Regions from separate parts of the Homo sapiens genome. Here region 1 is linked to region 2. The links are chromatin loops, found by intact Hi-C in ENCODE. Cell type or tissue: HCT116. All regions are shown on one strand. Each heading gives the region's core, and the rest is flanking DNA. Links, peaks and the distances in the headings are about the cores only. Region 1 holds the start of RASGEF1C (RasGEF domain family member 1C). Region 2 overlaps GFPT2 (glutamine-fructose-6-phosphate transaminase 2).

Region 1 (15,527 bases), core at 4,799-9,798, 130 kb before region 2:
AGTCCAGGAGGAATCCACAGTGTGTCTCAGATTTGCTGTAAGCACCTAATAGGGTTGGGGTGGCGATCAAGGAAGACCGGCCGGGCATTGCGGCCCTGGGAGCTGGGAGACGGGTGTGTGGTGATTCACACTCTTCCTATTCTGTATGGTGTTTGTTTGTTTGTTTGTTTTCTGTATGAAAAGGTTGAAAAAAAAAAAAAGAGATTCTTTCTCCCTGAAAGTCCACTGGGCCTGGATGCGGTGTGACCTTGGGGTGTCCTCCCTGCTTGCAGAGAGCAGGACCACTGGGCCTTCCTCCCTGTGTGAGCCGGACGGGGAGGGCAGCCGAACGCGCGAGCTTGGCGCTCCTCTCTCTCCTCATTAAGGTGAGTGGCAACACCACGGATCGCGTTCATTATATGAAATGCGCATCTGTCAACGGCTCTGCTCCTGAAATTGGTTAGAGCGCAATAACCTAATTTGTTCCTCTTTCTTATACTCGCTGTTTGCAAAATAGAAGTACGCTTTCCCCGGCAAACATTTCAAGAACGGTGACATGCAGACACTTTAAGGTCCTTTTCATCATCCAAAGTGCTAATACAATTTGGCCGCACCCATGCGGAAGCATCTGCGCAAACTGCAGAGGCCACGGGGTCTACGCTCAAGTCCCGGGAGCAGCTGTCACACTCTCGCCTCACCCTTTTCAAATCCGCCTTGCGCACGTTCACAAAAACCACTGAGTGTACCATTTTTTATTCTCAAGGGGCTTGTCAGCACAGCCCGCTGGTCGGAAGTGCTAAGCTGGAGAAAAGCCCCACTGTGGTCAGGACACTGCCACTTCCCAGGTGACTGATGGGCGCTACCGTCAGCCACTCCAGTCCTGGAAAGTTAGGGCATTTTACGGGAGTACGTCACAGGAGATCCATCTCCCTACAGGGCTCCGGAGCCTGACCGACCTTCTCCGAGGATTCCGAACCAGCCCTCTCTCCCCAGCCCACGTGCAGTGGCGGTGGCCAGGGCGGTGGAGCGTGCTGAGTGACCTGCTGCAGCTCAGAGCTGCGGCTTCTCCTGGCTTCTCCACCTGCCTTTCTTGTGCTTCAGGTCTGCTGAAGGTTGACAGGAAAATCGGGAAATGGCTGGTGAGGAAGGCCCAGCGCCCTCCTGTACCGAGGCCATGCTTCCCCTCTGCCTGCAGGATGGCGACCAGGGCGGGGCCCAGTGCCTGCTGCAGAGAACAGCCTGGAGTTGCAGGGCCTCTCAAGCTGGGGGCCCTGACCTTGGCTGCTCCCTCCTCTCCTTCTCCAAACACACACGTGGCCTGACTCCTGTTTGACCTTGGGGAGCAGCTGGGGCATCGTGCCCTCCCGCCAGCGTCCCTGGAGCTGACTCCCACTGCAGCCCTCACACAGACATGAGCTCAGGGACACCTTGAGGGACCCTGCAGGGAGGTGCCCTGAGGCCCAGGGGCCTGACTAACTCAGTGGTCTCCAAACTGAGAAGGGCATCTGCAGAGTACGGACCAACAGGAGGTGTATGAGACGACGACACGGGAACTCCTTACAACATGACTGTGAAAATGACTGTGCTATGTAACATTTGCTACATGAAAAGCTTACCTGTAGCGTGCACGTGTCAAAAAGCACAAGGGCCGGGCACGGTGGCTCACGCCTGTAATCCCAGCACTTTGGGAGGCCGAGGCGGGTGCATCACGAGGTCAGGAGATCAAGACCAGCCTGGCGAACATGGTGAAACCCCGTCTCTACTAAAAATACAAAAAAAATTAGCTGGGCGCGGTGGCGGGCGCCTGTAGTCCCAGCTACTCGGGAGGCTGAGGCAGGAGAATGGCGTGAACCCGGGAGGCGGAGCTTGCAGTGAGCCGAGATCACACCACTACTGCACTCCAGCCTGGGCGACAGAGCGAGACTCCGTCTCAAAAAAAAGAAAAAAAAAAAAAGAAAAGCACAACAAACAGATACCTGCAGGCCCGCCGTCCGGTGAGGCAGTGGCATGTCACAATCCCCCGTGCATCCTCCCTGCCCACAGATCCTCCCCGTCCAGGTCCCCACTATCTGGAATATTATTAAAAACACTTATTTATTTATTTTTAAGGTAGGATTGACAAATAAAAATTGTATTTATGGTGTACAATGTGATGTTTTGATGTACGCAGACGCTGTGCGATGGCTCAGTCAAGATAATGGACCTATCACTTTGCATACTTACCATTTTTTTGTCATGTAGAGCTTTTAAAAATTCATTTAAAAACATTTCTTCCTTGACTATTCAATAGAACTCACTAGGGATGCTTCCTGGGCCTGGTATGTTCTGTTTGGGAAGCCTATTAATGATAAATTCAACTTATTTAACAGAAATAGTATTGTTCAGGGCCGGGCTCAGTGGCTCACACCTGTAATCCCGGCACTTTGGGAGGCCAAGGCAGGTGGATCACTTGAGGTCAGGAGTTCAAGACCAGCCTGGCCAACATGGTGAAACCCCATCTCTACCAAAAATATAAAAAATTAGCCAGGTGTCGTGGCGGAAGACTGTAATACCAGCTACTCAGGAGGCTGAGGCAGGAGAATTGCTTGAATCCAGCAGGAGGAGGTTGCAGTGAGCCGAGATCACACCATTGCACTCCAGCCTGGGCAACAGTGAGACTCTGTCTCAAAAAAGAAAAAAAAAGAAAAAAAAAAAAGAAATAGTATTGTTCAGGTTTTGTATTTCTTCTTATGTCAGTCTTGGTAAGTTACGTCTTTTGGGGTGTTTGTTCATTTTTCTCTGAAGTATATCAAATGTATTGGTACGAGGTTCTTCATAAAAATCCCTTGCTATCTGCTATCCTCGCCACCTGGGGAGAACCTGCAGCGATGGCCCTTTCTCCCTCCTGATGTTGATCATTTGTGCTTTCTCTTTTTTTGTCTTGCTTGGTCATGCTGGCGGGCAATCAACCTTATTCATCTTTTGAAACAGGTATTTCTCTGTTTATCAATCTCCATTCTCACAAGATAAAGTTTAAGGAGAACTTGGCACACTCTGCTTGATAGGAAGCACTCAATAAAAATTCTGTATTTCAAAGCAACACCTAGCTGCAGCATTTCTGAGTAACACCAGGGTAACAATATCCAAAGAGCCCGAGGGTTCCCAAGACCTGACTTCACCCCAGAATGTGGAGCTGGGTGTGCTGCCCGAGGCTGGCGTCGGTGAGGCTCCCCTCAGACCTCACCACAGGGCAGGGCTGCTCTCACTGACAGGCGCCTGTGGCCAGCCTGCCTCTGATGAGCCTCCTTGGTCCCTCTGCAGCACGATCCCCTTCCTGGAGAGTCCCATCTGGGGACTGAGATTTGGCGTCAGGAAGCAGGGGTGCATCAGGCACACGGGAGCTCTCTGCCTTGCCTCCCTCAGCCACACACCTGTGAATCACTCAACAATGGCTGGGACAGAGGGGAGCCCGAACCCTGGGACGGCAGGGGGAAGCAATGGCGGGATCCAGGGTGCTGCTCAGGGCAGTGGTGGCCTCTTGACAGTGGACCCAGGCTGGACAGAGAAGGCCTGGGGGTTAACAGAGAGGCACTCCTGGCTGAGCCTAGCTCAGGCCTGAAACCCACGGCTGCTCAGCATGTGTTTATTGGGTGGTCCACGTGATGGACAGATGGGAGGCTGTGAGCAGAGAGAGGCCCACAAAGACAGAGAGTGAGAGCAGTCCACGCTCAAAAATAGCCCAGACTGTCAACCGCACAAACCCCAGACAGCAGGCTGAGCTCAAGGCCCACACTGGCTGCATGGCCCTGGGATGTCCCCTTGTGTCCCTGAGCCTCAGTTTCCCCATCTGTAAATTGATGGCAGCTGCTGTGGGAATTACCTGAGGCCACAGGGACTCAGCCAATGGCACTGTGCAGGTGCTTAAACCGTCACAGAGAGCAGTGGTCATTTTACTATGTATTATTTAGCCAGATTGGCACTTTTGAACACTGTCTGGATTTTAAAACAAACAACTAAACAACTTCCTGACCAAATGACCCAGGTAGATATTTCCTCTGCAGGGGCACTAATTAGCTGATTCCAAGAGTCTGCACTGCGTCCCACGCTTAGCGACATCCAATGCACGTAAAGCAGAAATTCCCCAATTAGGATGCTGGTGTGGGTCCGGAAGGCATTGAACTGGCAACAGCGGTGCCTGAGTTAGCGTATTCCAAATTCATAAACCAAGGTGACCCCTCACATTCATGAGCCTTTCACAGATGAGTCTGTAGGACGCTTCCTGGACAGGCTTATGGGGCGTGGCAGTTTGGGGCACCATTGGTGGCAGGACCCTGGGCAGTAAGGCCCTAAGGAAACTGGAAACAGGCAGGACAAAAGCGCACCCTTCTGCAGGCCCCAGCCCCAGACAGCGCCACCCAGCAGAAGAGGACCAGGACCCCTGCTATGATTTCTGAAAGTCAAAGACACATGTCGGGTGCCCAAGAAGGGAAGAAAGTGAAGGCATACTGGACGCCTGCCTTGGCCAGCTCTGGCGTTGAGAGCCCCATCTGGTGTCTGAGGCCCAGAGCAATCCTAGGACTGTAAGAGTCTCCCAGAGAGGAAGGAGTGTGTCTTAGTCTGTTTCTGCTGCTATAACAAAATACCTGAGGCTGGATAATTTATAAGTAGTAGAAATGTATGCCTCACAGTTCTAGAGGCAGAGAAGTCCAAGATCAAGTTGCTCTCTGCTCCACAGAGGGTGCCTCCCTCCTGCATCTTCACATGGGGGAAGGACAACAGCTCCCTCATACCTCTTTCTTTTATAGGGGAACGAATTCCGTTTTTTAGGGTACTACCCATGAAAGGCTCCACCTCTCAATACAATCACACTGGCAATTACGTTTCAATATATACCAGTCAACAATTATGTTTCAACATATAAATTTGTGGGGGGACATGCTCAGACCATAGCAGATGGGTTCAAACCTAGGCCTCCATGACCTGGGCACCTTCTGCTGCTTCTGGGATCCTTTAGGGGGTCCTGCATGAAATGAGCCTGGCAAGGACCTTTGCCAAGAGTAGGAACCCAGGGAGGCAGAGCTGGGCCCACAGGTCCAGGCCTTGAGGCTGGAGGAGTGAGGAAGTAGGAGAAAGCCCCCAGGAAGGACTCCCAGAGGGTAGAAGGGAAACTGAGGCAGGAGCCCAACAGTACCACAGCACATCCTGGCAAAGCCTACCCAGGCCCCTAGTGGTCTCAGCCAAAAGGACCACACCTCTCCTCCCCAACCCCCACCTGCCACCCCCTGCTGGCAGACATGCAGCCCCCAGGAGTGCAGAGGACGGGAGAGGTGGCAGGGGGTGCCTTTCTCCTAGAGAAGCATCACATTCTGCAATTTTAAAACAATTCTGACTCAAAATGCTTAGCCTGCATTGAGTTTTTAGGAAAGAGTCTGACAAATCCGGATTGTGGGAGAAAATGGACGCAAGCTTTCTACAGGAACGACAAAAAGCATGTGGAAGTCCCGCTGTAGATTAAAGGGATCAAAAAGACACGGCAAACATCCAAGCCTTCATCACTGACCGGATCCTGGATATTAAAATAAGGCCAGAAAGGACACTAAACAACTAACAACTAAACAAACAACTAAACAACTTCCTGACCAAATGACCCGGGGAGATATTTCCTCTGCAGGGGCACTAATTAGCTGATTCCAAGGGTCTGCACTCCGTCCCACGCTTAGCGACATCCACTGCACGTAAAGCAGAAATGCACCAATTAGGATGCTGGTGTGGGACCGGAAGGCCCTGAACTGGTAACAGTGGTGTCAGCTTATTCAAAATTCATAAACCAAGGTGACCTCTGCCTTCCCTCCCTCTCTCCCTCCCTTCCCTTCCCCTCCCCTCCCTCCCTCCCTCCTTCCTTCCTTCTTTCCCGGATGGGATCTTGTTCTGTAGCCTTGAACCCCTGACCTCAAGCGATTCTCCCACCACAGCCTCCCAAAGCGCTGGGACTACAGGTATCAGTGATCTCACCTGGCTCATATTAAATTTCTTGAACGTGCATTCAAATTGTGGTTTCCTAGAAGAATTTCCGTGTTCTAAGGTGATGCTGATGTCTTGATTCCTGTAGCTTACTCTTAAATGGCTTAGTAAAAATAATGAGCAAATGTTCCAAAGTGTTAAAAATCGGGTCGGACGTGGTGGCTCACGCCTGTAATCTCAGCACTTTGGGAGGTTGAGGCGGGTGGATCACAAGGTAAGGAGTTCAAGACCAGCCTGCCCAACATGGTGAAACCCTGTCTCTACTAAAAATACAAAAATTATCTGGGCACGGTGGCATGTGCCTGTAATTCCAGCTACTCAGGAGGCTAAGGCAGGAGAATTGCTTGAACCGGGACCTGGGAGGCGGAGGTTGCAGTGAGCTGAGATTGTGCCACTGCATTCCAGCCTGGGCTACAGAGCTGGAAAAAAAAATTGATGGATTTATTTAATAGATGAAGAGATGAAGAGTACATCATTCTTTTTTTTTTTTTTTTTGAGATAGAGTCCTGCTCTGTCGCCCAGGTTGGAGTGCAGTGGCGCGATCTAGGCTCACTGCAAGCTCCGCCTCCCGGGTTCACGCCATTCTCCTGCCTCAGCCTCCCGAGTAGCCGGGACTACAGGCGCCCGCCACCACGCCAGGCTAATTTTTTTTTGGTATTTTTAGTAGAAACGGGGTTTCACCGTGTTAGCCAGGATGGTCTCGATCTCCTGACCTTGTGATCCGCCCACCTCGGCTTCCCAAAGTGCTGGGATTACAGGCGTGAGCCACCGCGCCCAGCCAAGTACACCATTCTTTATGGAGCTTTTCAAGTAAAAAGGCTGCAGACATCTCTAGGTCCCCAGAGATAATGGTGGCCACCTGAATCCAATCCTCTCCTTGGTAAAAGCCAATATGGACCAAGCAGGAGAGCAAATAAAACCATCCATGCCCATGCCTCCAGCATGAGTAGGAGACAGGGCGCGCGCTCCTCTAACTGGTGTGGGCGAGGAAAGCCAACCTTCAGAACCGGCTCCAGGGCCCACGCTGGCATTGGTGGGGTGAGGGCTCAGGGAGAGGCACTGTGGGAATGAGGAGAGGGGAGCTGGGACCAAGAACTATGAAAAAAAGAAAGTCCTTTAGCCAAGTGTGGTGGCAGGTGCTTGTGGTCTCAGCTACTCGGGAGGCTGAGGTGGGAGGATCACTTGAGCCCAGGAGTTGGAGGCTGCAGTGAGCTGTGATCGCACCAGCGCACTACAGCCTGGGTGACAGAGCGAGACCTTGTCTCTAAATAAAAACAAGAAGAAGAAAGTCCCACCCTACATGGGGAAACAGAGCACGCCTGAGGGTGGGTGTCAGAGCACTGGCGGCTGGGGAACTGAAAGGAGACAGCATTCGAGCCCGGAGGTGGCTGTCTCAGGAAGGCCCTGCTTCTAGGGGCCAGGCATGTGGCCTGGAAGTAGAGGCAGCCTTCGGAGGCTTGCTAGTAACAGACAGGAAGTAGCAAGCCTGGACATTCAAGGACCTACGGAAGCAAAAGTGAATATTGTAAACTCAGAAAACACAAGTCCACTCCCGCCTCCCAAAGCACAAGAAAATGGTGCACTTCATAACAACAACAGGAGAGGGCGCTCTTACACTAAGAAACCTACTACGGTTCCCAAGCCCCCAGCTCCTGCCTGCAGCCATCTGTTACCACCAGTCCAGGCAAATTAAGACATCTCTAAGTTAACAGATAATATCCATACAAAGCCAGTATAAAGAGCCGACACTAATCCTTCCCACAAACCCCCAATTTACAAAGGGAAAAACCACACGCAACACCTCAACTTGAATTACCTAATGCTATGGTCTGGAAGTTTACGTCCCCCAAAATTTATAATGGAAACGTAGTCCCCAGTGTGATGGCATTTGGGGGCGGGGGCCTTTGTGACGAGATTAGGTCTCGAGGGCAGAGCCCTCATCAATGAGATTAGTGCCCTTAGAAAAGAGGATCCAGAGAGCTCCCTTGTCCCTTCCTCCATGTGAGGGCGTGAGGAGAGGAGCCATCTGCGAACCAGGATGCGGCCCTCACCAAATACCTTGATCTTGTACCTCCAGCCTCCAGAACTGTGAGAAATCGTTCTGTTGTTTGTAAACTAACCCAGTTTCTGATACAGATGAACAGATGAAGACACACTAAAAATTCAGACACATGAAGAAAATCCCTACATTATACATTCAAAAACTCAACAGAAATGGACCCAAAAAAAGGTAAATGTGAAATTAGAGTTGCCTGAACTCATGAAAAAAAATGAGGAAAAGACCATCATCTCAGAAATGAAGACTGAATTAGAAAATCTCTTAGGGAGAACAGATTTGACTAAAAGCTTAATAGTGTTCATTAAGGAAATTAATGAAAACAACCATAAAACAAAAATAAAATTCATAGAGAAAGCAATCTAGAATACAGATGAAAAACAGATCTAACACAAACATATTATTGGCATCTCTGAAGAAAAAAGGTAAAATAATGGTACATAATATTTAACACTATAATCTAAGAAAATGTTTTAGAAATAAAAGAAGACTTAAATATGCATATTCAAAGAGTCCCCCACGTACCTAAGATCATTTCCAAGAGAATGCCTAGTAAAATGATTAAACTTTAAAAATAAAGAAAAAAAATTCTTTGGAGCTCCAGAAAAACAATCAAGTCACTTACAAAGGAAAGAAAGGCATGTTTATATCAGACATCTTGTCAACAATGTACAAGCAATACAACCCATAACAACATTTTTAAAAATTTAGGGACAGAAAGTAAGAGGCAAGGATTTTATAACCTGCCAATCTATCCTTCAAGTAGCAAGAGTATAGAAAGCAAGCAAGCAGGAAATAACAGTACTCACAAGTCTTTCTTTTTTTTTTTTTTTTGAGACGGAGTCTCGCTGTCGCCCAGGCTGGAGTGCAGTGGCACAATCTCGGCTCACTGCAAGCTCCGCCTCCCGGGTTCACGCCATTCTCCTGCCTCAGCCTCCCGACTAGCTGGGATTACAGGTGCCCGCCACCACGCCGGGCTAATTTTTTGTATTTTTAGTAGAGACGGGGTTTCACCGTGTTAGCCAGGATGGTCTCGATCTCCTGACCTCGTGATGCACCCGCCTCGGCCTCCCAAAGTGCTGGGATGACAGGTGTGAGCCACCGCGCCTGGCCAGTACTCACAAGTCTTTCTTAAGGAACCAACAGAAGCTAAGCTTTGTCCAGTCAAAGGGTGACTGGGAAAACTTTGGCAAAAATAAATATTAGTAATCAGAATCCAACATCCAACAGGCAGTTTCTATGGTGCTCACCGGCATGAGCTCTACCTCTTGGTGTTCATACATTTGGGACTGGGTGGGGCTTTTGACTTTCCTCTGACCAACAGACTATGGCAAAGATGATAGGATATCACTACTGGGATTATGTTACGTTGTTATATCATGTATGTCACGTTATACTATGTTATGTTTTGTTATGTTATGACTCTCTAGGGACTCTTTGCTGGCTTGATAGAGTAAGCAGTCATGCTGGGGAAGCCCATGTGACAAAGACCTGTGGGTAGTCCCGAGGAACTGGGGGTGACCCTAACAAGTTGAGGTTGGCCTCCAGCCAACATCCAGCCAAAATTTTAAGCTCTAAATATAACTACAAAGAACTAAATACTGCCAACAACCACATGAGTGGAGAAGCAAATCCTTCCCTAGCTGAGTCTCTACATGAGAACCTAGTGCTGGCCACCAGCAGTACTCAGCTAAGCCATGCCCAGGCTCTTGATTCACAGAAATGATGAGCTAATAAGCCATGCGTTGCTTTAAGCCACTAGGTCAATGATAACTTAGTACACAGCAATAGATAACTAATACAATGATATTGAAACATACTACAGGCTGGGCGCGGTGGCTCACGCCTGTAATCCCAGCACTTTGGGAAGCCAAGGTGGGAGGATCACTTGAGGCCAGGAGTTCGAGACCAGCCTGGCCAACATGATGAAACCCCATCTCTACCAAAAATATAACTTAACCGGGCATGGTGGTGCACGCCTGTAATCCCAGCCACTTGGGAGGCTGAGGCAGGAGAGTCGCTTGAACCTGGGAGGCAGAGGTTGGAGTGAGCCGAGATCATGCCACTGCACTCTAGCCTGGGCGACAGAGTGAGACTCTGTCTCAAAAAACAAACAAACAAACAACAACAACAACAACAACAAAGTGAAATCTGGGGGAAGACAAAAGTTATACATAGCTTTTTGACTGTGTGGGGGTCAGCATCCCTAACCTTCTCATTGTTCAAGGGCCAACTGTAATTGCTAAACTATATTCCATCGTACGGATATATATCTTGTTTATTTATTCACCAGTTGATGAACAACTGCGTTGTCTCTACTTTTCTGGCCATTATAAGCAATGCTGTTATGAGCATTTGTGTACAAGTCTTTGTGTGGACATTTCATTGTTTTCATTTCTCTTAGATTCCTGGGAGTGGGACTGTTGGGTCATATGGTATTTTTATGTTTAAATTTTAAAGAAACTGCCAAACTATTTTCTACATCATGTCCAAGTGGGACTTATTTCAGAAATGCAAAGATGGCCTAGTGTTAATATTCATACGTTTTGTGTCTGTTTACCTCAGCCTAGTCCCAGACCTGATATTGGGAAATCCATCACATGACTCATTATGCTACTAGTAATCAGGAGAAATATCAGATCATTATCTACATACATGGCTCTAACAAAGGTCAACACCAATCCTGATTTTTAAAACTGCCAATAAAATAGGAGTCAATGGATATTCCTCTATCTATCTATCTATCTATCTATCTATCTATCTATCTATCTCATCTATCTATCTCTTCCCATCCTAAAGTCAGCATCTTTCTTAATAGGGGAAGTATTAGAGGCCTTTTTACTAAGGTCAGGAACAAGGTAAGGAGGCCCACCACATCCAATATTTAATACTGAATTGGAGGTATTCAGCCAATTTAATTAGATAAAAGAAAGCATAAAAATCAGTAGAGAAGCAGTAAAGCTATTTGAATTTGTAGATGACAGAATGACTAACAGAATCAAAGATATGACTAACAACAGGCCGGTAATGGTGGCTCATGCCTGTAATCCCAGCACTTTGGGAGGCTGAGATGGCAGATCATCTGAAGTCAGGAGTTCGAGATCAGCCTGGCCAAGATGGCAAAACCCCGTCTCTACTAAAAATACAAAAATTAGCCTGACGTGGTGGCAGGCACCTGTAATCTTAGCTACCTGGGAAGCTAAGGCACGAGAATCACTTGAACCTGGAAGGTGGAGGTTGTGGTGAGCAGAGATCACGCTACTGCATTCCAGCCTGGGTGACAGAGCGAGACTCCGTCTCAAAATAAATAAATAAATAAATAAAAACAAAAAAAAAGACTAACAATAAAACTAACAATAAAAATTCAGGTAAGACAGAAAGATATAAAATAACATACACGAAACAGTAGCCAATTCAAAGATATAATTGAAGAAAAAACCATTTATAGTAGCAACACACAAGATAAAAATACTCATGAATAAACTTCATAAGAAATAGGAAAAACATATATGAGGAAAATTTCAAAACACTCCTAGAAGTAGTCTTGACAAACAGAAAGACATCTCTCAGTTTTGGATAAGATAACTCAACTTCATAAAGATGCCAATTATCCTAAAGTTAATATACAAGCCTAATATAAACTTAATACGCTCTCCTTCCCCGCCCGAACAGCAGCAACGTGCTGCAACAGCCAGGAAATCCTTGCAGTAAAAAGCGATGGAAGGAACTTGCCCACCACATGTTAAAACACAACAAGGAGAGTTGAGCCCAATCTCTCTCCTCTATTGCAATGGTCTTGAATAAAGTCCTCTTTGCCATTATTATAATATTATTATTATTATTATTATTATTATTTTGAGACAGAGTCTCACTCTGTTGCCCAGGCTGGAGTGCAGGGGTACAATCTCAGCTCAGCTCACTGCAAAATCTGCCTCCCAGGTTCAGGCGATTCTCATGCCTCAGCCTCCCAAGTAGCTGGGATTACAGGCATGTGCCACCATTCCCGGGTAATTTTTTATATATTTTGGTAGAGACAAGGTTTCACCATGTTGGCCAGGCTGGTTTCAAACTCCTGACCTCAAGTGATCTGCCTGCCTCAGCCTTCCCAAGTGCTGGGATTACAGGCGTGAGCCACTGTGCCAGGCCCTCCTTGCCTTTAAATATATTTTTTCTCTCTCTCTCTCTTTCACCAGTATGTGAACAGATGGAACAGACAGACCTGTGAGACACACTAGAAAGCCCAGAAACAGGCCCAGGGCTTGGATTTTTAGTGTATGAGAAAGGTGCATTTCAGATCACTGGAGGAAAGATGACCTTTTAAATAAATGGCTTTGGGACAGAGTGCCAGACACTTAGAAAAAGATTAAATTGGATGCAGAGACTAAGTACACAACTAAACAAATATTAGAAAACACAGATGATTGCTTTATAATTGGGCTTTTCATAGTTAGAAAAGTCTAAGTATGATTCCAAATCTATGTGAAAAGATGTCCAATTTCATTTATAATAATAGAAATATAAATTTAAAATACACTGAAATACTGTTTCTCAGCTCTCAAACCAGCGAGGCTGTGGGGAAACAGAAGACACTGTGATACATCGGTGGTGGGAATGCAAAACGGTGCTACCTCTTGACAAGGAATTTGGGACTAGCTAACAAAATAAATCCACATTCACTCCTACTTCTAGAAGTGTGTTCTAAATATACACCTTTGCAAACATTAACAATATAGGTGCAAAGTTATCCATTACTCCATTATTTTAAATTTAAAAAGACTTGGAAAAAAACAAAATTGTTCATCCAGAGGACATAATTTGAATAAACAATAATAGTACAGCCACAGAACGAAATACTATGTGAGTGTAAAAAAGAATGAGCCAGGTCTCCATGAACTGGTAAGAAGTTACTTTCAGGACATACTTCTAACTGAAGAAAAACCAGGAGCTGTACGGCTAACTTTTGTGATAATGCTTAAATGACTTGTTTTGCAGAAAGAGACACAGGAAGGATAAACCAGAAAATATTTTAAATGGCTCCCAATGGTGTGGGAACAAGGAAGAAGATGCAGGGGTGGGACTGAGACCTTTAAGGATAGCTTTTTAATAGTTCTGACCTTTAAACCATGTGTTTTACGTATTCAAAAAATAAAATTACATCCTAAAGTCTAAAGGAAAAAAAGCTCCAAATTGAATGCAAGTAGAAACACACGAAGCTAACAGTGTGTCCGACTGATAACGTCACCACACAGCACTCTGCCTGCACACCCGTGGAAATCCCGATGCTGACCTAGCAGGTTTTGGTTGGCTTCGGTGTGGATGCAGTCATTCTGAAACTCTTTCGGGGTGCATTGTGGAGCTAAGTAAATGATGAAATATATTCATGTTTGGGGGAATAAGGTTCTCACTGCAGGAGAAAGGGAAAGGAAATATTAATTTTTAGTAAAAAAGGGGCCTTGGCTTGGTCCACTGACAAGGCCTAGAGGCGGCGAGTGCACGCCCCACACTAAGCCCGGGTCCCACGCAAGGAACCAAGGCCCCTTGGACAAATGGCTGACTCTGGATCTGGGTCCAGGTACAAGTGAGAGCTGGAACCACCTCAGAGACTGGCGGGGACATGGCAGGAGGGTGCAGACCCCGGCCTGAAAAGGGCCAGGTCCCGGGCAGGGCCCCACCTCTACCTGGTGGCCTGCGGGCTCCCCCTCGCCAGTCCCGCCCTGGGCTCCGCAGCCCGTCCCTCTCTCGCCTGCCCTCCCTCTCCTGCCCCGGCAGTGCGCCCACCCGCCGCCACGGGCAGCCTTTCGACGCCCAACCTGCAAACCGCCTGGGGGCTGCCCAGGACGTCCAGACCCTGTAGCGTCTCAGCTCCAGCTCCGCCCCCTCCTGCCCTCAGGGATCTCACCCGCGCTGTTCCCCCGGGCTACCCGTCCATCACAGGCTGGGCTCCCCGCTCAGGACAGCCTCCCTGACCAGACGAAGGCTCCGCCGCGCCCTGGTCTCCCTCTGCCCCAGTCACCCTACTGCATGTTCTTCCCAGCACGCATAAGATCTTGGCCATGTCCTTGCTTTTGCCTTTGATTTCTTGTTTGGTGTCCCCTCCCACACCAGCTAGTGAGCACTTACGGGGGCAGGCAGCAGGCGGCACACAGTAGGCGCTCAATGAATGTGGCCAGTGAGTGGACAACCCTAGCCCCCCTCCACCGGTCGCCTGCACAGTGGCTGCACTATGGCTGTTGGAGCCAGTCTTACCAGAGGTGGGACCCCAGCGTTGCCACTCCATGGTCCCGCCCCTCTCTAAACCTCAGTTACTCCACCTGCCTGGCAGGCAGAGCTTCCCAGGACTCTTCTCAGGCTCCCGGGGCTCAGAACTTCTGTCTCTCCCACAGCCCCAGGAGGCAGGAGATACGGGCCCGGAAGAGCTCCACCAGCACCCCAACTTCCCAGCTCTGTCTTTCCCACAGTTTCCCACGCCCACGCTGAGCATGGGGCGGCGTCGCCAGCACCCTTCCCCAAGTCCCCCCAAGCATCGCTTTCCCAATCTAAATACAATGAGTGGACCAGGTGGTCCCTTGATGCCGTCCGCTGTCACTGCGTGAGGGACACACCCAGGACTCCCAGCAGACCCCACTGTTCTCGCAGGCCCTCTGATAGTGGCGCTGGTCCTTTCCTCAAATCCGATCCCATCCTCAAGGGTGACAGCACCCTCTTCCCCCAGGCGCAAGGCCCTTTCCCTTCTGCACGTGCACCGGCAGGTCTGCTTTCCCGTCCCCATTTCATAGACGGGGAAACTGAGGTCCGGTGCGGGTGGAGGCTTTGGTCTAGGCTGGCTCTTCCTGCCACTCTAGCGGCTGAAAGAAGCTTGCTCCTCGCGCCCAGCAGGGGCTGGCGGCGCGCGGCAGAGCTGGGTCTCCCGCCAGGTGGCCGGGGGTGTGCCCTCAGGGTACCCTACCCGCTACCCCCGCGCCTCCAGTCCCGGCGGCCGCGCGGACCCCGCCCCTGCTGACCCCGGCGCACGCTCCCGCGCCGCGCGCAGCCTCCCGCCTCCCGCCGACCCCGCCGCGCCGCCGGCAGCCCTCCCCAGCCCCCGCGAGCCCGCGCCCTTGCCCGCACCGCCAGGTGTCCCTCGGCCGCGCACCACTCACCGGCTCCCGGCGCGCCGGAACTCCGGGCCCGGCCCATGGGCAGCTCCCGGTGCGAGCCTCGGCGCCGCGGACCGGGGCGCCGCCCGCCGCCGCCGCCGCCGCCGCCGCCGCCGCCGCCGCCGCCCGACCGCCCGGCTCCCAGCGCAGCCCGCACGAGCGCCTGGCGGCGGCCCCGGAGCAACGCGGCGCTGCGCCCCCTCGTGGCACTCAGGCAGCGCGGAGCGGGCGGGGCGCGGGGGTGGAGCTGCGGGAGCCCGCGGGCGGCGCTGCACACCAGGGCCCTCCGTGCCCCGGCCGCGGAGCCAAGCGTCCCGCCCTGCGTTCAGGCCTCCGCGGCGGCTGGCCCCCCGCGC
Region 2 (15,527 bases), core at 5,173-10,172:
ACCATCTGCCCAAAGACCCCCTGTTGTTCCTTCCCTTCCCCTAGCCCAGTTCTCTAGCATTAGTGGGCACTAGTCTGACTGACTTTTGTATATTCTCTACTTTGTAGGTGACATAAGGTGATTTCTTGGGTGGTTTTTTGTCTCTGCCAAAGTGACACCCCGTGGATGGAAGTTTAGAATCTTCACCCCGCACCAGGTAGACTTCATCATAAAGAGGACAATAACTGTCACAGGCAAAATCTCAGGGAGTCTGCAGCTGGCCAAGGTGAGGGGCCCTCACTCAGGCCTCCTGTCCCAGCGTCACTGTCTCAGCCACTGCAGCCCGGCTCTCTGAGCACCTCAGCAGGGGATCTTTAGGAAAGAGCTTTAGGATATTTCCTCTGATTCACAACTTCTAGTGGTGGACGTGATGAAGATCTCATGATTTGGCTGGGCGCACAGTGGCTCACGCCTGTAATCCCAGCACTTTGCGGGGCTGAAGCGCGCAGATCACGAGATCAGGAGTTTGACACCAGCCTGGCCAACATGGCGGAACCCTGTCTCTACTAAAAATACAAAAATTAGCTGGGCATGGTGGGGGGTGCCTGTAATCCCAGCTACTCTGGAGGCTGAGACAAGAGAATCACTTGAACCCGGGAGGCGGAGGTTGCAATGAGCCGAGATCGTGCCACTGCACTCCAGCTTGGGCGACAAAGCGAGACTCCATCTCTAAATAAATAAATAAATAAATAAATAAAAGGATCTCATGATTTAAATGATATCCTGATTCCAAAATCTAATCCTTTGCTCATTCTTATAAATTATAGCATGCAAATAAAATCTACCATAGGTGTGCACAGAAATAAGAGGCTCACTCTGGTAACACATGCGCTCTAAACCTGCGGTTCTTCAAAACCAGGCAGGTAAAAGTGCAGTAGTTACGAAAGGATGTGTGCCTTTCCCCTCTACACATTAATTTATTAATAAGAAGAAAACACCGACGAACACTGTAATAAGACAATTTAAGAGAGCTGTTTCAAACACATGAATTGGAATACAATCCAGTAACATTTTACCTTAGGTGATTTCTTGCTAACTTAGATCAATGAACTAATGAAGTGCTTGCTCATCGGCTTGAATCCAGTCCACATATATCCATAATCTGTTAGCCTGACTCAATGCAGTTCCTAAATTTTTCTTCAACAATAACAGACCTTGTTTTCCAGTCACGTTGGCCTGTTTGGACCCCACTTATGGCTTCTCAAAGCGGGGGACAAAGTCTGGGGCTTTGAGGAAGGTGCTATGAACACCTTGAATATTTTAATCATTTATTGTGTAAAGCAAATCTGAGACATAGTTCTGGGGCCAGTGGGGAACTAGCATAAATAGTTTATAATAATGGCAGTGAGAAAGTAGGTGGATATCTAATTTTCTTGGCAAATGACTCCCCCAAATTTTATTGCTGTAGGTTGAGCTCTGTGGTTTCTCTAGACCTTGAGACATATAATTCTCCCAAGACAACCCGAAGATTGTACTGCAGGTTATAGAGCCCTCAGTTATAGGCAATTTAGAAAAATAAAGCTTTATTGCTTCTTCACGCTGCCTTCTTCTGAGTTCATTTAAAATAGTAAATCATGATAAAATTGGATTTTAAAAAGGGCTTCTAAATTTGATAGGAACCAACTGGTATTTTATAATTCTATGAATTGAAGGAATTAAATTCCAAATGGCAAATTAGTTCCAGTTTTAGAAAAGGTTAAAAAAAATGATGATAAATTCCTGTTGTTTCCTGCTGAGATACTACGCCAGTCTGGAAGAGACAGCCTCACCCTCTCCGGCCGTCTCCCAGGCCACAGGTTCATTCCAGATGGCTCCCCTGGGGCTTCAGATGAAGCCCGCAGCCCACAGGGCACTGAGGCCATTTAGAGCCGGCCTCTGTCCGCCTCTCCACTCCCCACAGCCTTTGAGGCCCTGGAGCAGTGTCCATACCACCTTGCTCACCACTGTCTCCCATGCCTGGCACACAGCAGGTGTCAGTAAACACACACTGGGCCTAGAACGCCTCCGTCCCACCAATGCCCTTGCACCATGCCCCCACCTTGCCAACGGGGATCCTGGGAGGTCCCACTCCCTCTGGGCCCCTTGCCTTTGCTCATGCTGGTTCCTCTTCCCACTGCCTGCCTGGGGCTACCTGCCATTGCCCCCCTGCCAGGTAAGGTGATATCCTGTGCTGGGGCCGGGCACAGGGCATCACTATCCTCTGCCCTTCTCTGCCCTCCTGTACAACTGTTCAGCCCTTCAAGGCAGGGACCAGGTCAGATGTCACTAAGTCCCCAGGGCCCAGCACACAGTAAGTGCACAGTAAATATTAGTTGCATGGTTGGATGGATGATCAACCTATGTGAATATAAACAGGATGGCACTTAACCTGCTTCTGTAAATCCATGCAGCACTGGGGGCCCACCGTAACAGAGGGACACATTGGGGCAAGCAGGCTCTCTGAGCCGATTCCTGGCATGCTCCTTTGTGAAGGTGAAGCTTGAGCCCCGGGCCTTCAAGGCCTCTGCTGTACTGGATCCAAATCAATATTCACTTTGCTCCCTAGTTTCATGTTCATAATTTTGCTTTTTCTTAAAGGGGGGCCCACATTGTACAGGCTTCAAGCCCCACAAAACCTGGATCTGCCCTGTCTGTACGATTTTATTTATAACTGGAATTTGTTGCCCACCTCTAAAAATCTGTGGAGATTTCAAACACAAATCCAACTTTCTGGTTTCTTTTTTTTTTTTTTTAATTCAGAAGTGTAGCACCACCAGCCATGGAGATGGTGGGGCGCGGTCCCCGGGGCTGAGCCACAGTTGTTCTTTAGACACCACGAGCACCTTTCAGCGTGCCACAGGCCCTACCTCTCCCGTCTCCCTCCAGCTAAGTGATTTTATTTTCGTTCTTTCTTATGGGAAATGCCAGTGTGTTTTGCCTCACCGTGTGGCAACGGCTTCTCCTGGGTAGTGGACACTCTTGAAAACCAGCGCGAATGCACCTTCCTGAAAACACACAAACAGTGAGGGTCAACGCGTTCCAGCAGCCGCTGCTGCAGCCTGGCCACAGCCCAGGTGCGTCTCCCTGGGCCCCTCCTGATGGCGGGAGGTCCTGGGGTCCCTCGGGGAGCTGAGTGCAGAACAGCGCATCCGGGGTGACATCACGAGGGAAAGCAAAACAGACGGTGCCACGGGAAGTACCACAAACCAGAACATGTGAATTCCACGGTGAGCGATGTGCGGCTTGCCCAGGCCCACAGGGAGCCCGGCAGGGGTGCCAGCTGGGTAGACGGGGCAGTGAGAGTCACAGGAAATGATAGCTGGGACCAGGCTTCCCTGCCCTGCTCAGGGACAGCACCTACTCAGCAAGCCCCTGTGAAGTGCACTTTAGCTCAACACACGGTAGGGCCTGGGTTCAAATCCTGGCTCCACCCCTGCACTGGGCTCTCCCTTTAGCCTTCTTGGCGCCTCGTTCTCCTCATCGGTGAAGGAAGTGAGAACAGCGCCACCTGGCGGGGCTTCCGTGACGATGATAAGCTAATGCACTGAGCCTGGCATCCGGAGACCCAAGAGAAGCACAGGTTGTCATGACCGTTACTGCTATTATCCTTTCCATGGATACGACTGCCACCTGCCCTCTGGGCCTCAGCTGGTTGGTTTGTGCAAAGCCAGAACTAGAATCCAGCTCTCCTAACACAAGAGGCCAGATGGTTTTTTGACTTAAATTCTTGGTGTAAATTCTTCCCCCACGTCCTGACCATCCTGTACTAACTTACCGCAACCCTAGCAGAGCTCAGTTATATATAACCAGCTGCAAATCTGAATTTCCACAAGAAATCCTCCAAGTGTGGAAGCCACGGGCAGCCCCAGGCCCCGGGTGGTCAGCGTGTCGGGTCCAGGTTGCCAACTCAGCTACAGGGCCAGGAACCTGAGTCACCGTCCCCAGGCCTCATTGGGGCTTTCAAACTGCCCCAAACCAGGGGGCTTCAGGCAGACCCTGGTGCTTTTGTCAACAATAAAATAGGACTGAATGGAAAAACACTGCACGTTCTCTGCCAAAAAGAGCCCGGTACTGTCCCAGGTAGGAAAAGTCTTAAGTTTAAAAGTGTCATTATGAGAGAGGTATTTCTGAAATTTCAAAATAAAAATGGAAAAGAAGAAACAGCATGCTGTAATACCTAATTGGCTCACTGTACCTTATCCAGCACATTAAATGTGGGATAGGCTGTTTTTTATAAACACGTCCTCTAAATGATGGACCTCCAAAAACGGGAGTTAGAGGACAAAAAGGCTTCAACAGTAGACTTACTTTTTAAATCAGACTCTGAAAACACCTGCTCAAGAATGATGTATTTTACACTACAGGATGGTGCCTGCCAGATGTTCTGGACTCTGGGCCAGTGTCCAGGCTGCCACAGCCCTGGGGGAGCTACTGGGTGGCACTGCTGTCTGACAGGATGGGCTCTGAGAGGCCCGGACCCCTCTCGTCCTCCCGCACCCTGCATGGGCCTGTGTCTGCTCCACCTCCTCCTCAGTGTAGGGGCCTCCCCTTGGACAATACGCCCAGTGTGTGCTCCCTTCTCAGGGACTTCTTCTCCCTGGGCCCTGTCCTCTGGGATGTCCCCAATCTCTCTCCCTCTCTCCCTCTTTTGGGCCATTCCGTTCCACATACAGACATGCTGTGATATCACCTATCACAAAAACAGGCCAGGCACAGTGGCTCACGCCTGTAAATCCCAGCATTTTGGGAGGCCAAGGCAGGTGGATCACTTAAAGTCAGGAGTTCGAGACCAGCCTGGTCAACATAGTGAAACCCTGTCTCTACTAAAAGTACAAAAATTAGCCAGGTGTGGTGGTGCGTGCCTGTAGTCTCAGCTAACTCAGGAGGCTGAGGCAGGAGGACTGCCTGAACCTGGGAGGTGGAGGTTGCAGTGAGCCAAGATCACACCACTGCACTCCAGCCTGTGCAACAGAGTGAGACTCTGTCTCAAAAAAGAAAAACCTAGAAACACATCCTCGCTTGGTACCACAACTCTCTCTGCACACCACCACCAAGCTCACGTGTGCATCATAAAAAGCCACGGACTCTAATGCCAGTCACAATTTCAGAAGTGTCACGATGAAGCAGGGCACTTTCTATTTGATGTTGACTACCCAAACCACAGAACGTCTTCCAGTTCTACAAGAGTGTAACATCTTAAGGCCAGGCTCTGCAGATGGGCTGTCTTTTATCCCCAGGACTCTGTGCAAGTTTGTCTAACAAGGGCTTATAAAAAATGAAGGATTCCTTGGCACTTGCTGCTTGAAAAAAATGTTTTTAATGAAAGAATGAAGGAATGAGTTAGACAGATGGGATTTGTAACTCACCAACTGCTGAATGACTCTCTCGACCAACGTTGAAAACGTAATGTCCTCAGTTTCTCTGTTGTCGAACACATATTTAATCAGCTTGGCGATGGTCTCTGTATCTGTTTCTGACTCAAACTCGTAGCCTTTGCTTTCCTGGAATATGCAGTCGGCACAGTGTGAGAGATTGGTCATTGCACAATGCCTGCCTGGCCAACTCCCTCTCCTCCCTGGTGATCTGCCCTTGGAGTGACTTAAGTCAAGAACAGGGAAAACCGGGAAGGGGGGAAAAATGTTTGCCAGCATCACAGCCAAATACCTCTGAGTCACTCCCGGAGGCCCTGAGATCATCCCACCTCAGAAGCTCACCCTTGCCACTAATCTGGACATTGCAAAATAACAGCAGTCAAAATGATAAAATACGTTGAGTCAAACCCACCCACATCCCAACTAACACCACAGAGCCTTTCAAACTTCAGACAGTCACTGTCTGACTTTCCGTCCCAACTCCGCCGGTATACGAGTCGCTGTGTTATATAATGCAGACAGTTTAATAAAACGAAGCTCCTGTTATTTTGATTCTGGGAATCTGCAGTGGCCCTTGAGATAAACACTAATGCCCTGTTATCTCCTCAAACGAGATCTGCAGGGCCTGGCTCAGCCAAGGCAGAGGTTTCTTCTCAACACGGTGACGTGGCTGAGTGTGGGTCTCACTCAGTTCCCACACTGGTTTCCGCAAGGAAATGAGCTGGCTGGAAAGTTTCTGGGGAGACCAATCCCACCGGACTGAGACATCACCTAGGGGAAGCATCTTACCAGAAATTTCCTCAGATCTTTGTAATTTGTGATGATCCCATTGTGGATGACAACAAATTCTGAAAGAAAAGTTAAGAGAGAAATGCTATTGAGAAGGAGGTTCATGTCAGATGTGAAGAGAGATGATTTCAAGGCTTGAGAACTCTCTGCAAACTCCAGGCCTCAAGACTTCTGTTAAGCACACTTTGTTTACAGTGATTAGCACAGATGTTTACGGCAGCAACTACAGTGGAACCAGGGATTAGCACCAGGGATGTCTAGGGCAGCGGCTACTACAATGGGATCCGGAGGAAATACACATCCCTCTTTCAGTGACCAGCAGCCACCAGCCTGACCGTGCAGAGAGCTCTCCCCTGTGCGCTATTATAGTATCAAACAGGCTTTGGGGTTCATGTCCCACGGGGATGATGAGCCCTTCGTTCCAGAAGTGATTCCAGGCACTCTCAACTGGCTTTAGGCACAAAGAGGTCGCAAAGAACAGTCCAGCACCGTGCTGTGTTTGACCCACACTGTGTTGTAAAAATATTTGAGTTTTTAAAATTCTGAGTGTTCACTTTAAAATCCTGGTTTCCTTGGGGGAAAAATCCCAGAAGTTCTGGCATCCCCAGGCTCAGCCACATTCCTGCACAGCAGGATCTGCCAGCTGCAGCTTTTCCCACCTCCCCAGTTCCTGCCGCACAACCCAGCTCACGCGGGCGGCTTCCTGCACAGGTAGCACCCCGCTGATCCTGGCGGGGAGGTGGCGGGGGGGCGGGGGGAGCAGGGGGATGCGGGGGATGCGGTGAGGGATGTCTGCCTCCACCCCACTGCATTTTCTCAATGAATAGCCCGCATATGAGTGCCTTGAGGGAAAGATCCAAGGCCAGCCTGAGAATTTTTCTGGGCAAGTAGCTCCGTTTCCCTCTCCCCCTAGAGGACAGAAAGATTCCCTATTACCCTTGAGGTTCAATAATTCCACCAGGAGGTGTCTAGATGTGGGATACGCTTCATAAATATTGACTATTTTTTTCAAAGCATCACTGTGAAGTCTTATTTGTTTTTATTATTACCATTATTATTTTGAGACAGAATCTCACTCTGTTGCCCAGGCTGGAGTGCAGTGGCGTGACCTTGGCTCACCACGACTGCTGCCTCCCGGGTTCAAGCGATTCTCCTGCCTCAGCCTCCCAAGTAGCTGGAATTGCAGGTGCTCGCCACCACACCCGGCTAATTTTTGTATTTTTTTAGTAGAGACAGGGTTTCACCATGTTAGCCAGGCTGGTCTCGAACTCCTGACCTCAGGCGATCCACCCACCTTGGCCTCCCAAAGTGCTGGGATTATAGGCTTGAGCCACTGTGCCTGGTCTATTGACTATTTTTGATCCCTTCTTTGGATATCCAACTCAAGTTTTCCTTCAGTTCGGGAAAGATTTCTCCCACAGCATCTTTTGAAATCTTTTCCATTATTCTTTTTCTTTATTCTCACCATGATTTCCTCTATTTAAAAAAATTGTAGTGTTTGTTTTTGTGAGGTCACACCCAAAAATGGGAGGGCTTAAATAAGAAAAGCCCAGTTTCAACAGATGTGCTGACCACAGCTCAGCTTTATTTTTTATGTATTTATTTATTTATTTTTTACTGCTCTGTGCTCTGATCGCTTCTTGTGCACACCAGTTACCCATATGTTGGATCCATATTAACTGGCTCCACGTCCATCCCCTTCTCCATTTTTTTATATCTATGGTGATATTGTTTCTTTTTCTTTCTTTTTTTTTTTCTGAGATGGAGTCTCACTCTGTCGCCCAGGCTGGAGTGCAGTGGCGCGAGCTCGGCTCACTGCAAGCTCCGCCTCCCAGGTTCACGCCATTCTCCTGCCTCCGCCTCCCGAGTAGCTGGGACCACAGGCACCCGCCACCATGCCTGGCTAATTTTTTGTATTTTTAGTAGAGATGGGGTTTCACCGTGTTAGCCAGGATGGTCTCGATCTCCCGACCTCATGGTCCGCCCGCCTCGGCCTCCCAAAGTGCTGGGATTACAGGCGTGAGCCACCATGCCTGGCCGGTGATATTGTTTCTTTACATTATTCTCTTAATTCTGCTACACTTTCTTTCATCTCAGTCTATGATCCTATCATTAATTTGTTTTCTGGAATCCATGTTGTCTCTGCAGAATCTTTGTGTAATTTCCTTGTGTGGTATAGTTGCTGGGCGTTCAGACTTCCTTAAAAGCATGCTCTTCAGCTATCACTGCTGAGTGTCAAAGAAATTTTATAAATCTTTGCTTATTGTCCTGTTGTTTTCTTTTCAATTACTCATCCTGAGTCAGGGCTGGAGTGTCCAAGTTTGGGTGTGGGTGGGCCTCCTGGGAGCCTCCCTGCTTTGGGGACACAATGAGAATCATCATCTACACTGAAGTGGGGGATTTTCCAATGAGGTTCATTTTATCACTGGGAAGGGCAGGAGGCTGTGGCTAAAGTGGCAACATCTCAGGGCACATGGTCTGGGCGCAGTGTTTTCTCGGCCAGCACGACTGCCCCAGGGACCAGCTTCTGCACTTGACCTGGGCTCTGGCCAGATGTACATTCTAGGTCCTCAGCACCATGGGGTCTGCTGTCCTCCTCCTGGACATAGGGTGTGTGCCTCAGTCACGAAATGCCCTATGGTTCAGGGCATGAGCCAGACCCAAGGAAGAGGCCCTCGCAAAAACCTCACTCCCTCAAGACCCTGATCACTAGGATGCATGAGTAGCCCTGGCTCCTGTGCTACCACCAAGCTGCTCTGCTGAGCAGGGTGGATGGGGCTCTCCTTCCGTTTTCTGGGGGACGCCTTCCCTTCCAAATTGGGCGGGGTGAGCTGGTGAGGCCCTGCAGAGTGCTCTGGGGAGAAGCAGCACCACTGCACTTTCTGTGGGTGGTGGGGGTGCCTGCCCATCCCGCCCAGTTACACTGCCTCGGAGAACCACTGATCAGCAGTGGGTGGGGGACACCAAGCAGGCTGGTGCTGCTCTCCTGTGGCCTGACTTCCACAAGGATTAACCGCAGTGGGACTTGTCAAGTGTCAAGGCTTAGTGCCTGCTAATAAGCTCCCAGTAACTGCTCTGATGTATTTGGTCCTATCTAACATTAGGCTTGGCACGAACTTACACTATGCCAGAGGATGTCTTGGGTTGGGGGGTCCAGTTGACTTCAGAAATCACTGTCTTTGCTGTACACCCTCCCCTGGCATGTCCAGGTTGGGGGCTTCAGGGGCTCGTGACTGGACCAGGCCTCACCTAGAGTGGGGGACCCCCTGGAAGGCCCAGCTTATGTCTTAGACTCCTGCCTGCCCTTGGAGGCCTGGGAGGAGACAGGGATTAGATCCTCTCTTCTGCTCCATGCCTACTGCATCCCACTGCAGGGGACCCGGCGCCCTGGGGCTGACCACAGACCCCTGAGAACTGCCACCAGGAGCTGCAGACCTACCAGTCTTTCCCCCATGAGAGGGGGCAAGGGTGTCATTTAAGAGAATCACGCGTGGAGAACTGTCCTGGCGACCCATGCAAGTGACACAGACCTGTGAGCTGGCCTGAGGGGGTGACTGGGCGAACAGGAGAGCCTGAAACCCACCAAGGACAGCAGGTGCAGCAACCTTGGCCCTCTGCCAATCTGTGGTGCTCCAACGTGCTGTCAGCTCAGTGTTTCCAGATCCTCCAGTTTTTCAAGTGATGCCAGAAGTCTGGACTTTTATGCACAGTGGTTCTCAACTTTTAAGAACATGAAGCAAGCTGAGTTGAGGGCTCTCCACCTGGGAAGAGCCCCTGGGCTTCGGGCTGCGGCCCCTACTTCTCCAAACCCTAAGCCCCTGGCTGCTGAGGTCTCCCGCTGGGGCCCACGGTGTGTCTGGTGGCACCAATCAAGACCAGTACAGCCCCTGCCCTCACCTGGACCACTCTGTGGGGAAAAGACAGGTTTAGCTGCATAAGGACAGAACCCATCCTTGCCTGAAGGGTACACCCTTCTGCAGCATTTCCGTCACTTGGGGAGGAACAGTGCCCAGGCCCCTCAGTCCCTCACGCGGCCTCATCCCACTCATGGGCTGGGTTCCAAGGAGCCAGCAGCTCTCCTGGTTAAGTGCCATCGTTTTCCTGTGCACTCCTGGGAGGCCAGCACCACCCTAGGACCAGGCTGCCTGCCTCCTGACTGAGGCCCAGGCCACTGGCAGAGCTCTGGGAGAGGGGACATCCGCATTCTCTTGGGAAGATGAAGTAGGCTGAGAAGTCAGTTAGAGGTGGGCGCGGAACCTGCTTTGGCGGGCACTGGCCCTGACACAGCTCAGGGTGAGGTGGAACCATGGGGACGGGGAAGCATGCCACATACCGTTGCCTTTGTCTGAGCGCTGAGGGTGGCTGTTGACAGCACTGGGGACCCCGTGGGTGGCCCAGCGCGTGTGGGCAATGCCGAAGTGTGTCTCAAACTCCACTTTTAAGTCCATGCTGTCTTGTTCTAAATGAAAGGAAAATCAGTTTGCCGCACTTGAACAACAAGCCTCGACCCAGGACTGTGAGTGCAACCTGGTGTCGTTACCCAAGTCACGTCACCCACACCGATGGCACCTCCCCACCAGCTCCCACCCTGGGAGTCCGCGCAGGCCCACAAACCACCCGTGCTGAAGGTTATTTACTACTTGTCTGTAGCTTAGCTCACTTCTTCACAGAAATAAACTTGCTTTAAAAAGAAAATGATATATCCCTACCATAAACAGAGAAGCAGTATCATTTGCTGGAATAATTAAAATAACTACTGTATGTAACCCTTCACACTTAAAAAAATTATCCATGCGCCGCCACCACCTAAAATAAACCATCCCATACCCTGCGAAGCCCGGTTTTACAGCACGGGCTTAGCCCTCCCTCTGTTTATCTGAGCTGGGACAAAGGAGAATCTCCATTCTCCGGCGCTGTTGGAATACGGTCCTAGAAAGCGGCCGGCGCTGCAGCGGCTCCTCCCACTCAGAGGTCCTCCACTTACTGTAAAGTTCTTCATCGAGAGCCTTGACTTTCCCCCTTTTCTTGACCAGCTGAATGTGTCTTTCTTTGACTTCGTGATTATTCCCATCGATCGCCACACCTGTGATGTAGACAGCATTTGTTATATTGCAACCAAAGCTTTTTCTCACACACTTGGCACAGGTGCTCCGCAGGGTCAGGGCTGCATGCCCCGGGCTGTCCGTTTATGGCAGGTTGGAGAGCTGTACAGTTTTCAGGAAATCTGCTCTGAAAGAGGCTGTGACTGCGGCCAGGCTTAACAGCAAGTGAGGAAGCCCCTGCCTCCTCCAGGCCGCAGCTGCCCCCAGCCCTGCTCCTGCCTAGCTAGGGTGAGCCCCTCGGGACACTTCCCCGCTGCAGGCGCTCCCAGGCCCTCGGCTGATGGCAATGGGCCCAGGCAGGGCATTTATCCCAAGGGCTCCTCGCATTGTGATATTTCGTTGGTATCTCCACTGCGTTAGTGTTCCTCCCGTCGTCTATCGGACGTGCTTCCTATTAAGAGTCGACAAGGATTTAAAACCATCGGGCTCCCCCTTTCTCCTCAGGCTGCATAATTAAACAAGGTCAACAGACTAAACATCCACCTTTGCAGTGAATGGAGGCCTGAACTCTGGGACAGCCACCCAGCGGAGCATTGTGTAGCCACTTAGAAAGCTACTTAGAAAGAGTTTAGGATCGGCCGGGTGCGGTGGCTCACGCCTGTAATCCCAGCACTTTGGGAGGCCAGGGCGGGTGGATCACAAGGTCAAGAGATTGAGACCATCCTGGTCAACACGGTGAAACCCCGTCTCTACTAAAAGTACAAAAATTAGCAGGGTGTGGTGGTGGGCGCCTGTAGTCCCAGCTACTCGGGAGGCTGAGGCAGAAGAATGGCGTGAACCCAGGAGGCGGAGCTTGCAGTGAGCTGAGATCGCGCCACTGCACTTCAGCCTGGGTGACAGAGCGAGACTCCATCTCGAAAAAAAAAAAAAAAGAATGAATGAGTTTAGGATCCTAGAAATGCCAAGTGAAAAGAGAAGAATATAAAATTACAAAATTGCATAATTATAATTAGGTAAAAACAAAAAATATCAACGTACAACACCTCCACCACAGACCACCCCCACAGACAACAGCGACCGGAGAAGGGTCCCAAAGACTGATGGGGGCTCCTTTTTTAATGAAGCCACCTCACTGAGGCAGGGCTGACAAACACAACGCTGCGCATACTTAATGTCTACAACTCGATGAGCTTGGAGGCACGTGTGCCCCCATGAAACCACCACTGCCGTCTATGCCATCAACCTATCACCTCCGAGAGTCTGCTCCTGCCCTCTTTATGTATTGTTCTGTGTGTGATAAGAGGACTTAGCATAAGCTCTACCCTCTTGGCTGGGCTCACTGGCTCACACCTACAATCTCAGTGCTTTGGGAGGCAAAGGCAGGAGGATCGCTTGGGGCTACGCCGGGCAGCACAGTGAGACCTCATCTCTACAAAAAATAAAAAATTAGCCGGGTGTGGTGGTGCACGCCTGTAGTCCCAGATGCTGAGGAGGCTGAGGGTCGCCTGAGCCCAGGAGCTTGAGGCTGCAGTGAGCCAATTTCTTGGAACTGCACTCCAGCCTGAGTAACAAAAATAAAAATAAAAATATGAAAATCTACCCTTTTGGCAAATTTTTATGTGCAAAATACAGTGTTGCTCAAGTCAGGCACCGCACGGCAGAGCAGCTGTCCAGGACTTACTCATGCTGCATGACTGTGGCTTTGTACCCTTTCTGCTTCCTGATGGGGGGACTTCTGATGAAGGGGGTTTTCTGGGGTTTTTTACCCTTGCTTCTTCTATTTTTCCATAGTTTTCGAATTTCTTTAACGGACAAGTGTTATTTTTATATTGAAAAGAGACGTTAAAAAGTAGCAGAAAAAATGCCCTGGTTGTAAACCCCCCTGCAGTGGAGATGGGTGAGACCACAGCAGCGGAGCCCGGTCCCCAGCCACGAGGCGGGCGGCCGCACACCCACCTGCCGAGTCGTAGCCTCTGTACTCCAGCCGCTGCAGGCCCTTGATGAGGGTTTCGAAGATCTCCTTCCTCGTCCGGGGGACTCTGTAGTTCATGTAGGCAAAGATTCCTGTTCAAAGAGAAAAAAATGGTGCATTCATAAAATACTCAGCTCGTGTTTGGAAGAAAACGCTTCTGGGGGATGCACCGAGGTGGCATCACAAAGGTCTCCCAGGGGCTTGCAGAGGTGGGTATGCCCCTCCCTGAGCACAGCTGAAGAACGGTGCACCCCTTCTTCCTCCTGTGACAAAAACCCCCAGAAAGCCTGTGTCACATGTCTTGGGCTGGCAGTTCCACTGCTGAGAACTTATCCTATGCTGTACTTGCAGGAGGCAGCTTTCAGCGTGGCAATGTCCATAATAGAAAAGGCAGCAATGAAATCCAACCGCCTTAGGACATCCGGAAGTCCCCACCTCCATGCACTCCCTGATTTGCAGAGCACACATCTAGGAGTGCCATAGAAAGGGACAGCAGCCCCCAGGGCAGATGGGACAGGCGCTGGGGCCTTTGCTTCCACGGTCCCCTTCTCCGTAAGGCTGGAACTTGACCTTAAATAAGCACTACTTGAGCCGGGGGCGGTGGCTCATGCCTGTAATCCCAGCCCTTTGGGAGGCCGAGGTGGGTGGATCACCTGAGGTCAGGAGTTCGAGACCAGCCTGGCCAACATGGTGAAACCCCATCTCTACTAAAAATGCAAAAATTAGCTGGGTGTGGTGGTGTGTGCCTCTAACCCCAGCTACTCGGGAGGCTGGGGCAGGAGAATTGCTTGAACCAGGGAGCTGGAGGTTGCAGTGAGCCGAGATCGTGCCACAGCACTCCAGCCTGGCGACAGAGCTAGACTCTGTCTCAAAAAAAAAAAAAAAAAAAAAAGCACTACTTTTATGACAGCAAGAATAAAACCATCTCATGCCCCTTGGCCCCTGCAGAATCCTTATGTTCAAGGTAGGCCTATGAGTCAAGAAGATTTTGTTCCACTTGACTTTCTGTATTCATATTTCAAGATAATTTTCCAAACAGAAAGTTAGCCGTTGTGTTGGTTCTGCCTTCCAGATTCCTCCACTCCTTGTTTGTGATGACAGATCCTTGATGTCCTCTCTCCTGCCCTGTGCATGCCCCATCCTCATCCCATCATCCCTCTGTCCTTTCATCCTCGCTCCCACTGCTCAGGAAAACCTGCCCACTTCAAAGCTCAGCTCCAGCCCCCGCCCTGGGCAGGTGTGCTCCTGGCTCTGGCCACCTCAGTGCTCTCACGTCATGGGACACCCACAGTCCCCACCAAGGGCACAGGCTGGTGCTTCTATCTTTGTATTCCTCACTGTGTGTTGGCACCCAGTCCTGTTCACATGTGGAACAGAATATGTGATGAGTGTGTATCTGTATCCCTGGAGGGAGGCAATAGTATGGGTCATAGAAATGTCACTGGGTTTCAGGCATATTCACGGTAACTGTCCTAAGTTGGCTTGGGCTGCTGTAACAAAATACCACAGACTGCCTGGGTTATAAGCCACAGATGTTTATTCTCACAGTTCTGGAGGCCGAGAAGTCCAAGATCAAGGTGCCAGAGATTCAGTGTCTGGTGAGGGCCCGTTCCTCACAGACAGTGACTGCTCATTCCAACCTCATACGGTGGAAGGGGCCAGGGTCTCTCTGGAGGTTTTTTTTTTTGTTTTTGTTTTTGTTGTTTTTCTTTTTTGAGACAGAGTTTCATTCTTGTTGCCCAGGCTGGAGTGCAATGGCACGATCTTGGCTCATGGCAACCTCCGCCTCCCGGGTTCAAGCGATTCTCTTGCCTCAGCCTCCCGAGTAGCTGGGATTACAGGCATGTGCCACCACACCTGGCTAATTTTGTATTTTTAGTAGAGATGGGGTTTCTCCATGTTGGCCAGGCTGGTCTCGAACTCCCGACCTCAGGTCATCCGCCCGCCTCGGCTTCCCAAAGTGCTGGGATTACAGGCGTGAGCCACCCTGCCTGGCCTGCAGGTTTTTTTTTTTTTTTTTTGAGACGGAGTCTAGCTCTGTTGCCCAGGCTGGAGTGCAGTGGTGCCATCCTGGCTCACTGCAAGCTCCGCCTCCCAGGTTCACACTATTCTCCTGCCTCAGCCTCCCGAGTAGCTGGGACTACAGGTGCCCGACACCATGCCCAGCTAATTTTTTTTTGTATTTTTAGTAGAGATGGGGTTTCACCATGTTAGCCAGGATGGTCTCAATCTCCTGACCTCATGATCTGCCCACCTCCGCCTCCCAAAGTGCTGGGATTACAGGCGTGAGCCACCACGCCTGGCTCCGCAGTTTTTAAATAAGGGCACTCATCC

Evidence for each region. A loop is a pair of places that touch in the nucleus more often than their neighbours do. Peaks named below come from ENCODE experiments on the same cell type or tissue, not always from the same donor. Only the 100,000 strongest peaks of a DNase experiment are listed, where the experiment ranks them.
Region 1: it touches region 2 in a loop (4-fold over the local background); 12 of 110 quality-filtered maps call a loop at or near these places.

What each region holds. Positions count from the first base shown.
Region 1 is chr5:180,193,854-180,209,380 of GRCh38, forward strand. RASGEF1C (RasGEF domain family member 1C) reads right to left here and starts at 15,358. Exons shown (of 14, transcript NM_175062.4): 1 at 15,175-15,358. RefSeq lists an enhancer at 13,357-14,149 and a silencer at 15,274-15,493. In HCT116, for the core only: a CTCF peak has its summit at 7,584 (motif pointing right); a DNase peak (open chromatin) is centred at 7,558.
Region 2 is chr5:180,325,316-180,340,842 of GRCh38, forward strand. It overlaps GFPT2 (glutamine-fructose-6-phosphate transaminase 2), which reads right to left. Exons shown (of 19, transcript NM_005110.4): 2 at 13,178-13,285; 3 at 11,164-11,262; 4 at 10,513-10,638; 5 at 6,180-6,238; 6 at 5,385-5,519; 7 at 2,962-3,023. Among named protein-coding and RNA genes, the nearest start is that of GFPT2, 20 kb to the right of the region's middle. RefSeq lists enhancers at 3,534-4,523, 4,524-5,511, 6,502-7,489, 8,478-9,465, 10,825-11,369 and 1 more. In HCT116, for the core only: a CTCF peak has its summit at 7,118 (motif pointing left); DNase peaks (open chromatin) are centred at 5,646 and 8,476; H3K4me3 peaks cover 419 bases; H3K27ac peaks cover 2,733 bases.